Linked DNA regions of Homo sapiens: regions 2 and 3 are each linked to region 1. A link is a contact called in ENCODE Hi-C or POLR2A ChIA-PET data. All regions are on one chromosome and are shown on one strand. Each heading gives the region's core, a stretch centred on a gene start or an enhancer-like site at or near the end of the contact. The rest is flanking DNA. Distances are from core to core; before and after follow the strand shown.

The links. A loop is a pair of places that touch in the nucleus more often than their neighbours do. ChIA-PET counts read pairs that join two places held with the same protein, here RNA polymerase II (POLR2A). Pooled maps may share reads with other maps.
Region 2: a pooled map shows a loop between it and region 1 (5-fold over the local background). The contact joins two enhancer-like sites. A Hi-C loop is called at or near these places in 14 of 168 maps with a recorded cell type or tissue (CD4-positive, alpha-beta T cell, CD4-positive, alpha-beta memory T cell, CD8-positive, alpha-beta T cell and 9 more), 36 of 37 single-sample maps with no recorded cell type and 23 of 50 pooled maps. POLR2A ChIA-PET finds 5 or more read pairs at or near these places in 6 of 52 experiments (OCI-LY7, PC-3, PC-9 and 3 more).
Region 3: a map of OCI-LY7 shows a loop between it and region 1 (3-fold over the local background). The contact joins two enhancer-like sites. A Hi-C loop is called at or near these places in 3 of 168 maps with a recorded cell type or tissue (HCT116, K562 and OCI-LY7), 2 of 37 single-sample maps with no recorded cell type and 8 of 50 pooled maps. POLR2A ChIA-PET finds 5 or more read pairs at or near these places in 3 of 52 experiments (GM12878, OCI-LY7 and activated CD4-positive, alpha-beta T cell).

The regions. Positions count from the first base shown.
Region 1 is chr5:126,353,057-126,356,006 of GRCh38, reverse strand. All of the region lies in intron 1 of LOC124901056 (a long non-coding RNA gene), which reads left to right. Among named protein-coding and RNA genes, the nearest start is that of GRAMD2B, 69 kb to the left of the region's middle. Within about 2 kb of position 1,611, at least 9 of the 41 ENCODE cell types and tissues checked have a DNase peak (open chromatin) inside an H3K27ac peak, as active enhancers do.
Region 2 is chr5:126,613,836-126,616,729 of GRCh38, reverse strand. All of the region lies in intron 3 of PHAX (phosphorylated adaptor for RNA export), which reads right to left. Among named protein-coding and RNA genes, the nearest start is that of PHAX, 14 kb to the right of the region's middle. Within about 2 kb of position 1,294, at least 2 of the 41 ENCODE cell types and tissues checked have a DNase peak (open chromatin) inside an H3K27ac peak, as active enhancers do.
Region 3 is chr5:126,647,699-126,650,976 of GRCh38, reverse strand. No RefSeq gene overlaps it. Among named protein-coding and RNA genes, the nearest start is that of SPMIP10, 18 kb to the right of the region's middle. Within about 2 kb of position 1,861, at least 2 of the 41 ENCODE cell types and tissues checked have a DNase peak (open chromatin) inside an H3K27ac peak, as active enhancers do.

The DNA of each region.
Region 1 (2,950 bases), core at 362-2,861:
TATGTGTTTATTAGCAGTGTAAGGACAGACCAGTAAAGGGCTTCCTCATCCACCTGGTTGATGTAAAAGCAATTTAGGTGTTGTTGATTTCTCTCATGCCCTTGTTCCCCACGTGCAGTTCATCAACAAATCTTATCAGCTGTGCCTTCAGAACACATCCAGAATTTCAGTGCTTCTCTCCACTGGTATTCCTATTACTAGTCCAAGCTGCCATCTGTTATCTAGACTATTGCAGCAGTATTCCAATTGCTCTCTTCCCACTTGTATCACCTCTACAATCAGGATCCAGGATGATTTTAAAATTTAAAAATAAGAAAAAAACCATGTTACTCTTCCCTTTAAAATCTCCTAATTTTCTATTTCACTAAATTGCAACCTCTGGCCCTGCTCAGGTCTTTGCCCATATCTCCAGCCTCATTTAGCTCATGCTTCCTTTCATTGGTTTTTTTCCTAATCTGCAATATACCACACTTGTTTCTACCCCTGGATCTTTGCACCTGCTCCGCCCACTGACTATATAGCTTCCTTTCTGGCTCTTCTTGTCATCATTCAATTTCAACTCAAATGTCACCTTCTCAGGGAGCCTCCCCTGACTACAATGTCAAAAATAATCCTGGCTTGTGCAGAAACTATTACACCTCTCTGCTTTATGAAGTAAAAGAGTTGTCACTCTATCATTATCTTGCTATTTTTTTCCTCTGTACATTTCTCACAGCTAGAATGCAAATTCATGAAAGCTTATATTTTTTTGCTTTGTTCAACCCTGTGTCCCTACACCAATGTGTATCACAGTGCCTGGTACATATTGTTGCTCAATAGATATTTGTAGGACTGCTATGGTTTGAATGTGTTCCCTCCAAAATTCAAAGGTTGCCAGTGTGATAACAGGTGAGGCCTTTAAGAGATGATTAGGCCATGAGGGCTTCTCCCTTGTTAGTGGGATTAAGGTCCTTATAAAAGAGGCTTCGTGAACTGTTTAGTTAGTTTGCCCCTGTTCCTCCTTCCGTGTGAGGGTGTGGCCAAAAAACCCACATCAGAAGCCAGTGCCCCGATCTTTCCCAGCCTCGAGAATGGTAAGAAAATACATTTTTTTTTTTTTTTTTTTTTCATGAATTACCCAGTCTCAGGTACTTTGTTATAGCAGCACAAAGAGACTAAGACAAGGATTAATAAAATGTTATTTGTCTTGCTCGGCTTTCTAGCCATTTCTATTCGATACACATTTAAAAATAAACATTCATGAGGATAAACACAATGCCTTGGAGCAGATTCCAAACACATAAACTCATCAGAAAAACTGAAATGAGATTATCATCTGCACAGGATTTTTTAATTGCAAAAATCCTGAGGATAAAGAAAGGATAAAACAGTTTAAGAAATTGTCAAATGCTTTTCCATTGAGGCAGTGGTAGCTTAAGAGTAATCTGATATTTAATAATATGACTTATTATTTAACTGATATAACATACCAAATAGTTGTGGTACATTCTTGAAGTCATTGTTTCCGGGAAAGGACAGGGATCAAAACCACAAACGGCTAAATATGGCTTTTAGGAACTGGTCAGACCATTCTTTCTTATCCAATCACTCATTGCCAATGAGGCCACCTCTTACAGTGGATTTTCCTCTTCTAAATATCTGCACTGAGAAAGTAAAAGGCTAAGGGAAGAGTACTCACACAACTTCCTCTCAATATCCCTTCAGAACGAGCCTGTCTGTTATAACCAAAATCCAAGGAGAAGCTGCTAGACTGATACTGAACAAAATATCTATTTTGGTGTGATGTAACCCTTTCCTACAAGTTGGGGAGAGGTCGAAGAGAAAGTGGATAAGAAGGAAAATGAACACACTGTATACTCAAAGGAAAATAGACATTGTACCACAAAGTTCCATCTTTGAATTCTTGGCACCATCTAGTGGATAATGAGTCCTAATTTAGAGACCAGTTATTTTCTTAAATGGTGGTTCTCAAACTTTCTTAGTATGCCTCACAATTGCACAGAACTTGTACAAATACCCCACACCTATACATTCTGATTTTATAGGTTTGGTGTGAGACTTGGGCATCAGAGTTTTTTTTAACAAGCTTCCCAGGTGATTCTGTTTTAATTGATTGTGAAATTCAACTATCTCTTTGGAAGTTAGCTTTTTGTTTGTATGATATTCCCTCTTTCTTTTCCCCTTGTAAAAATATTTATATGTATATTTTACATTGTAAAATCAAAGTGAACTGTGAGCAACACTATTCTGAAGTTTCTCTAAGAATTAAGTGACATATTCAAGTAAAAATAGGTGAGTGTGAACTTGGGGGTGTAGTGGGATAGCCCCAAACACATGTTGCAAATCAGTGCTCAAGTCAACCAATATCCAACTAAATATGACAAACGTCATTTGTAATCTGCCTATTTCAGGTATCATCTTCCAATTGCTCATTATCTGCTATCCACTGATTTTAACAACTTAAACTTTTTAACTTCTCATTTTGAACTCTTACAAGAGCTACTTCATCATTTCATCCAGATCGAACTATAATGCAATTAATCAAAATTAGAAAACTAACACTGACACAATACTACTTCATACACAGGCCTTATTCAAAATTTTCAGCTGTCTTTCTAGGCTGCAGTCCAACCCAGGGGCCATGTTGTATTTTATAAGCATGTTTCCTTAGTCTCTCCAATCAAACAGTTCCTTGGTCTTTTTTTTTTTCCCCCGTCAATAAATTTGAGGAGTACGGGACAGTTTTGTTTGTTTGTTTGTTTGTTTTAAGAATATTCCTCAGTTTGGGTTTTCTGATGCTTCTTTCTGATTAAATTCAGGTTTTGTATCTTTGGTAAGATCGCCACAATGATAATCTTTGTGTTGTTCTCAGTGCATCAGATCAAGAAGCACACGATGTCAATTTCTTATTGATTTAAGTTTTGATCACTTGGGGTTATAGAGGCTCCTT
Region 2 (2,894 bases), core at 45-2,544, 260 kb before region 1:
TTTTGTATTTTTAGTAGAAACGGGGTTTCGCCATGTTGGCCAGCCTGGTCTCAAACTCCTGACCTCAGGCGATCTGCCCGCCTCAGCCTCACAAAGTGCTAGGATTACAGGTGTGAGCCACCGCACCCACCATGAATATTCTATTAGATGTTAAAACACATCATAAACTCTAAATAATTAAAACAGTATGGTTCCAAAATAAAACTAGAATGATCAGTGAAGCAAAATAGAAAACCTAGAAAAAAAAGCCAAATATATATGGGTATTTAGTCTATGATACAGATACTATCTTAAATTGGAGAAGATAAATGTATTATTCAAGAATTGGCATTTGAGGCTGGGCGCAGTTGCTCACGCCTGTAATCCCAGCACTTTGGACGCCGAGGCGGGTGGATCACCTGAGGTCAGGAATTCAAGACTAGCCTGGTCAACAACATGGTGAAACCCTGTCTCTATCAAAAACACAAAAATTAGCTGGGCATGGTAGCACATATCTGTAATCCCAGCTACTTGGGAGGCTAAGGCAGGAGAATCACTTGAACCCAGGAGGTGGAGGTTGCAGTGAACCGAGACTGTGCCATTGCACTCTAGCCTGGACGACAAGAGCAAACCTCCATTTCATTTTTTTTTTTTTGAGACAAAGTCTCATGCAAACCTCTATTTCAAAAAAAAAAAAAAAAAAGTTGGTGGTTGAGCTACTGGGTAGCCACCATGGAAAATATTATGTTGGATTCACACCTCATGTCTTATACCAAGATATATTCCAAAGGGATCAAATATTTAAATGTATATATATAATAAATCAGATATATATACACACATACAGTGGCTTCTCAATAGTCATGGTAGTTACGTTTTATAAAGTTGCTGCAAACATTGAATTAGCAAATATTGAAACATTCCTTCTGAAAAATACAGGGTTAGGTTCCTGAAAGCCTCTGATAGACAACACTTTTGTCAACAGATCAGTATATAACCTTGTATGTATCTTGGTTTAAAGACACCTTATTGAAAACATATTGTTGATTCATTAACATTGAATTAGTGGCCAACAGCCTATAACTCATGCCTAAACGATGCTTATCTAACCATATTTTCTCTCTAACGCATGTCACAGTCTTCTTGCACTTAGAAACACTAGTTGGCACTACAGCACTACCCTTGGAGGGGCCATTTTAAACAGCAAAATCCCCAGAGGGGCGCAAAAAAAAAAAAAAAAAAGCACAGAATGTGAAAAAGATGGCACTAAAATAGACCTTGAAAAGAACACCTGTTTATAGTATGGAAGCTGAAACAAAGCAATGTTGCCCTGTTTGACCTCAGCTAAGCATGTGCATGTCGGACAACTCAAATTTTTTTAGACACTGCACATCTGTGAATGACTGTGAAACCACCACTAGTATTGATTTGAGGTTATGAATAACTTTTACCAGGTAGGCAAATTTGAAAATATAAAATCTACAAATAATGAGGATCGACTGAGCATGTATGTCATATACACATAGTCATATAAATTATGATATAACTATTCACTGGAATGCTAGCAACTGCAAAAAAGAATGAGGGGGCTCTCTACATACTTGATAAGGTTTCTAAGAGAAATTAAGTTAAAAAAAAAAAGCAAGGTATAGAATAGTATGCATAGTATATGACCATTTGTGTAAAAACAAGTGTGTTAGGGCCGGGTACGGTGGCTCACGCCTGTAATCCCAGCACTTTGGGAGGCCAAAGTGGGCAGATCATGAGGTCAGGAGTTTGAGACCAGCCTAACATGGTGAAACCTTGTTTCTATTAAAAATATAAAAATTAGCTGGGCGTGGTGGTGTGTGCCTGTAATCCCAGCTACTTCGGAGGCTGAGGCAGGAGAATCGCTTGAACCCGGGAGGCAGAGGTTGCAGTAAGCCGAGATCGCACCACTGCACTCTAGCCTGGGTGACAGAGCGAGACTCCATCTCAAAAAAAATAATGGGTGTTGGAGAGGAGTCTGGGTGGCTCAAGGATAGGTGTGGTCCGGGTAGCCTCTCACTACACACTCTTTTACTGATTTTTTATTGTGATAATAAAGACATGACAAAAAAATTTTGTCATCTTCACAATTTTTAAGTGTACAGTTCAGTAGTAAAGTATATTTACACGGTTATAAAACAGATCTCCAAAACTGTTTCATCTTGCAAATCTGAAACTCTGTACACATAAATTTCCCTTAGCCTCCTCCCTTTAGCCCTTGATACTCTTTCTTGTTTTACCATGTGAACTGGTTGCCTATTCAAATAACTGAATTTTTAAAAATAAGGAAATAGGTACATATACACACTTGTGGCCGGGTGCGGTGACTCACGGGTTGGGTGTTGGGTATTATACCCAACACTTTGGGAGGCCGAGACGGGTGGATCACTTGAGGTCAGGAGTTTGAGACCAGCCTGGCCAACATGGTGAAACCCTGTTTCTAATAAAAATACAAAATTAGCTGGACATGGTGGGATATGCCTGTAATCCCAGTTACTCAGAAGGCTGAGGGCAGGAGAATTGTTTGAATCTGGGAGGCAGAGGTTGCAGTGAGCTGAGATGGCAACACTGTACTCCACCCTGGGTGACAGAGCAAGACTGTCTCAAATATATGTTAATTGCAGAAAAAGTAGCAAAAACATGCGGTTAAAAGAAAAAATAGGCGGGGTACAATGGCTCACACCTGTAATCCTAGAGGCAGATGGATTGCTTGAGTGCCCAGGAGTTTGAGACCAGCCTGGGCAACATGGTGAAACCCTGTCTCTACAAAAAATACAAAAATTAGCTGGGCATTGTGGCTTAAGCCTATAGTCCCAGCTACTTGGGAGACTGAAGTGGAAGGACTGCTTGAGCCAGGGAGGTCGAGGCTGCAGTGACCTGCGATTGTG
Region 3 (3,278 bases), core at 612-3,111, 290 kb before region 1:
CATGGAAGCAGAGAGCTCAAAGGGCTCAATTGACTACTGCACTCCAATTCCAAGAATTGCCATCGTCTTCCAATAGTGATCTTTTTCAGGTCCCATTTCTGACACCATGTCAATTTAAATAACACATAGAGAGAGGCGCTCCAAAAGAAAATGATATTTACTTGGGACTAGAGCACTGCAATGAGAATACACATGCCATAGTATGTATGTATTCAGAGAAGTAAAGCAAGACAAAGGTTTTTTTGTTTTGTTTTGTTTTTAATGAAGAGGATTGCATAACTGTTTTGAAATAATTATTCTTGGCTACAGAGATCAATAACAAGGGTGACATCAGTCTGAAATTGGACAAGGAGTTACTAGGCAGATGTCCTTGCAGAAGTTTTTTTTTGTGTAAGTTTGCAATGGAGGTTGGTTTTTGCAGAGCCTTTTGTGATAGTTTTTGTTATCAGGCATATAAACATGAAAATCCTCTCTTCACAGCCATCCCTGGCTCTATTTATCAGGGTTTTATTTTTAACATTAGGTACTCCATTTTTCTTCCTGATAACTTTCACAGCACGATTAGATGCAAATGATATATTCAGATGTTTTCGTGGGGCCAGAACAAAGCACTGTGCATTGTTCAGTTCAACTCTTGTGTTCACCTTCTTTTTTTTCCCATTTAATTCTGGAAATGTACAAAAATTTTACTCTAATGAGCTCCTGGAGTGCAAGGTATCTGTTCATAGAGGGTGTAGCCCCTTTAGGATGCCCTGCAACATTCCCATTCCTCATTCCTAGGAAATCTGGTCTCAGTAATTACCTTGGATTTTGAATTCTAGTTGAGTGGTATAAACATAAGAAATACCTCAAAATTTTACTCGAAGACCTTGCTGGAAATTATTCTATTACCAGCTAAATTTACCTTTAGCCCTTTCAGTGGAAGGGAAAATAATGGAAATATTCTTTTTTTTTTGAGACAGAATTTTCCTCATTGCCCAGGTTAGAGTGCAATGGTGCAATCTCTGCTCACTGCAACCTCCACCTCCCGGGTTCAATCAATTCTCCTGCCTCAGCCTCCCGAGTAGCTGCGATTACAGATGTGTGTCACCATGCCTGGCTAATTTTGTATTTTTAGTAGACAGGGTTTCTCTATGTTGGTCAGGCTGTTCTCAAACTCCTGACCTCAGGTGATCCGTCCTCCTCAGCCTCCTAAAGTGCTGGGATTACTGGTGTGAGCCACCGTGCCTGGCCCTGGAAAGATTCTTAATAGACACAGAGTGCCGATACTGCTTCCTCTTAAAGAGAAGTGGCTTAATTGGCTCTGGTCTATTTTAGTGGTAAGGTAGTATTAGGGGATTATAAGAAGTAAAAATCTACTTATCCTAAATAGCTTTTAGAAATTCAGGACTACCAGCTTTTTGTTCCTTAAATGTATAAAATAACTCCTCTGTGAGGTACTCCCAGTTATTTCTCAAGTCTTGGACTGAATTGGGTTACAGAATGGCACAGTTATGTAAATTATAGCTCACTGTTTATCTCTTCTCATATACCTTTACTTAGGTTTCAGTACGTGCCAAATAAGAAGAGAGAATTAGTCTAGTATTTCTTCTAATTCTTTGGTCCGTACTTATGTTTTCTATGTTATGCGAGTCTGTGTGAAGAGAGTCCACCAACAGGCTTTGTGTGAGCAACAAGTCTGTTTATTTCACTTGGGTGTAAGTGGGCAGAGTCCGAAAAGAGAGTCAGTGTAAATATTGACACACAGTCCTTTTGCAAGGGTGAGGGCTCGAGTTAAGGCAATGAGTTTGGCTTGCTGAGAGGTAGTGGAGTGGGGCAGAGCGGTAGCCTCAACGATAGATGTGGAAGATACTATAGCATAGCCTGCCTTTGCTGGTGTGTGGCAATTAGGCCTGGTGGAATTGCCATCAATAAACCAAGTGTGATCAGGGTGAGGAACAGGAAAGAAGGAAATATGGGGAAATGGGGTGAATGCCAGGTGGATCAGAGAGATACAGTCATGGGGGTCAGGTGTGGTATCCGGAATAATGTGGGAGGCTGGATAGAAGTCCGGGCCAGGAACATGGTAATTGTGGGAGACTCAACAAAGAGTGAGTACAGCTGAAGAAGTGGGGTGGTGGCGCAGAAAGTATATGCATCAGGTGTGAGGAAGAAAATAGATTTTGAAAGTTATGAGAACTGTAGAGAGTGAGTTGAGCATAGTTTGTGATTTTGAGGGCCTCTAAAAGTATTAGAGCAGTAGCAGCTGCCGCATGCAGACATGAGGGCCGGCCTAAAACAGAAAGGTCAAGTTGTTTGGACTAAAAGGCTACAGGGGGCAGTCCCGGTGCTTCTGTAAGAATTCTGACCACATACTCTAGAGAACATGACTCTCTAGATGAACTTGAACTTGAATACAGGGCTTCTCTTCTCCCATTTCTAGTCAGAGGGCTATCCTCCCAGGAGGGGCAAGATGTCAGTATTTCTCATCCTTCCCCCTACCTGTTTCTCAGGCTAAGCACCAGGCAAGTGTGACCAAGAGGTGGGGACTGTCTTCTACCCTGCTTCAACCCATGGGATAGAAGCTCTCTACATTGCGCACATAGCCACCAAGAATATTGAGGCCCCAATTACACTTGCCCAGGTTGTAAGGTGGTGGTTCCATGCTGGGAGAAGCAAGATAAGAAGACCCAATTACACTGTCCTTCCATTCCAGTGAATGCTCAACTCCTGGAATAGGTGTGTCATGTGGAGAGATTTGTGCCTTTTTTTTTTTTCTTGGGATGGAGTTTCGCTGTTGTTTTCAGGATGGAGTGCAACTCCCAGGTTCAAGTGATTCTCCTGTCTCAGCCTCCTGAGTAGCTGGGAGTACAGGCTTGCACCACTAAGTTTGTATTTGCCCGGCTAAATTTGTATTTTTAGTAGAGATGGGGTTTCTCCATGTTGGTCAGGCTGGTCTCGACCTCCCGACCTCAGGTGATCCACCCGACTTGGCCTCCCAAAGTGCTGGGATTACAGGCATGAGCCACCATGCCTGGCCTATGTGCCTTTTTAAAAATCATCCCAAACTCCACAGCCATGGCTTGGAGATTTTGCCTGAGGGGAGAAGCAGGCCATAACACACCTAGCTCCTACTTTCTTCCCAGGGGACATGACTTTTTTGCAAAAGTGTTTGGAGAAGCTTAAGCCTAAGGGGCTCTCCAACACAAGGGAGGTTGTCATGACAGGCAATCGAAAGGATATTGGTAGACTCACTGGAGATAGAAACTGTAGGCTGGCTAGTTTGACTGAGAGAACCA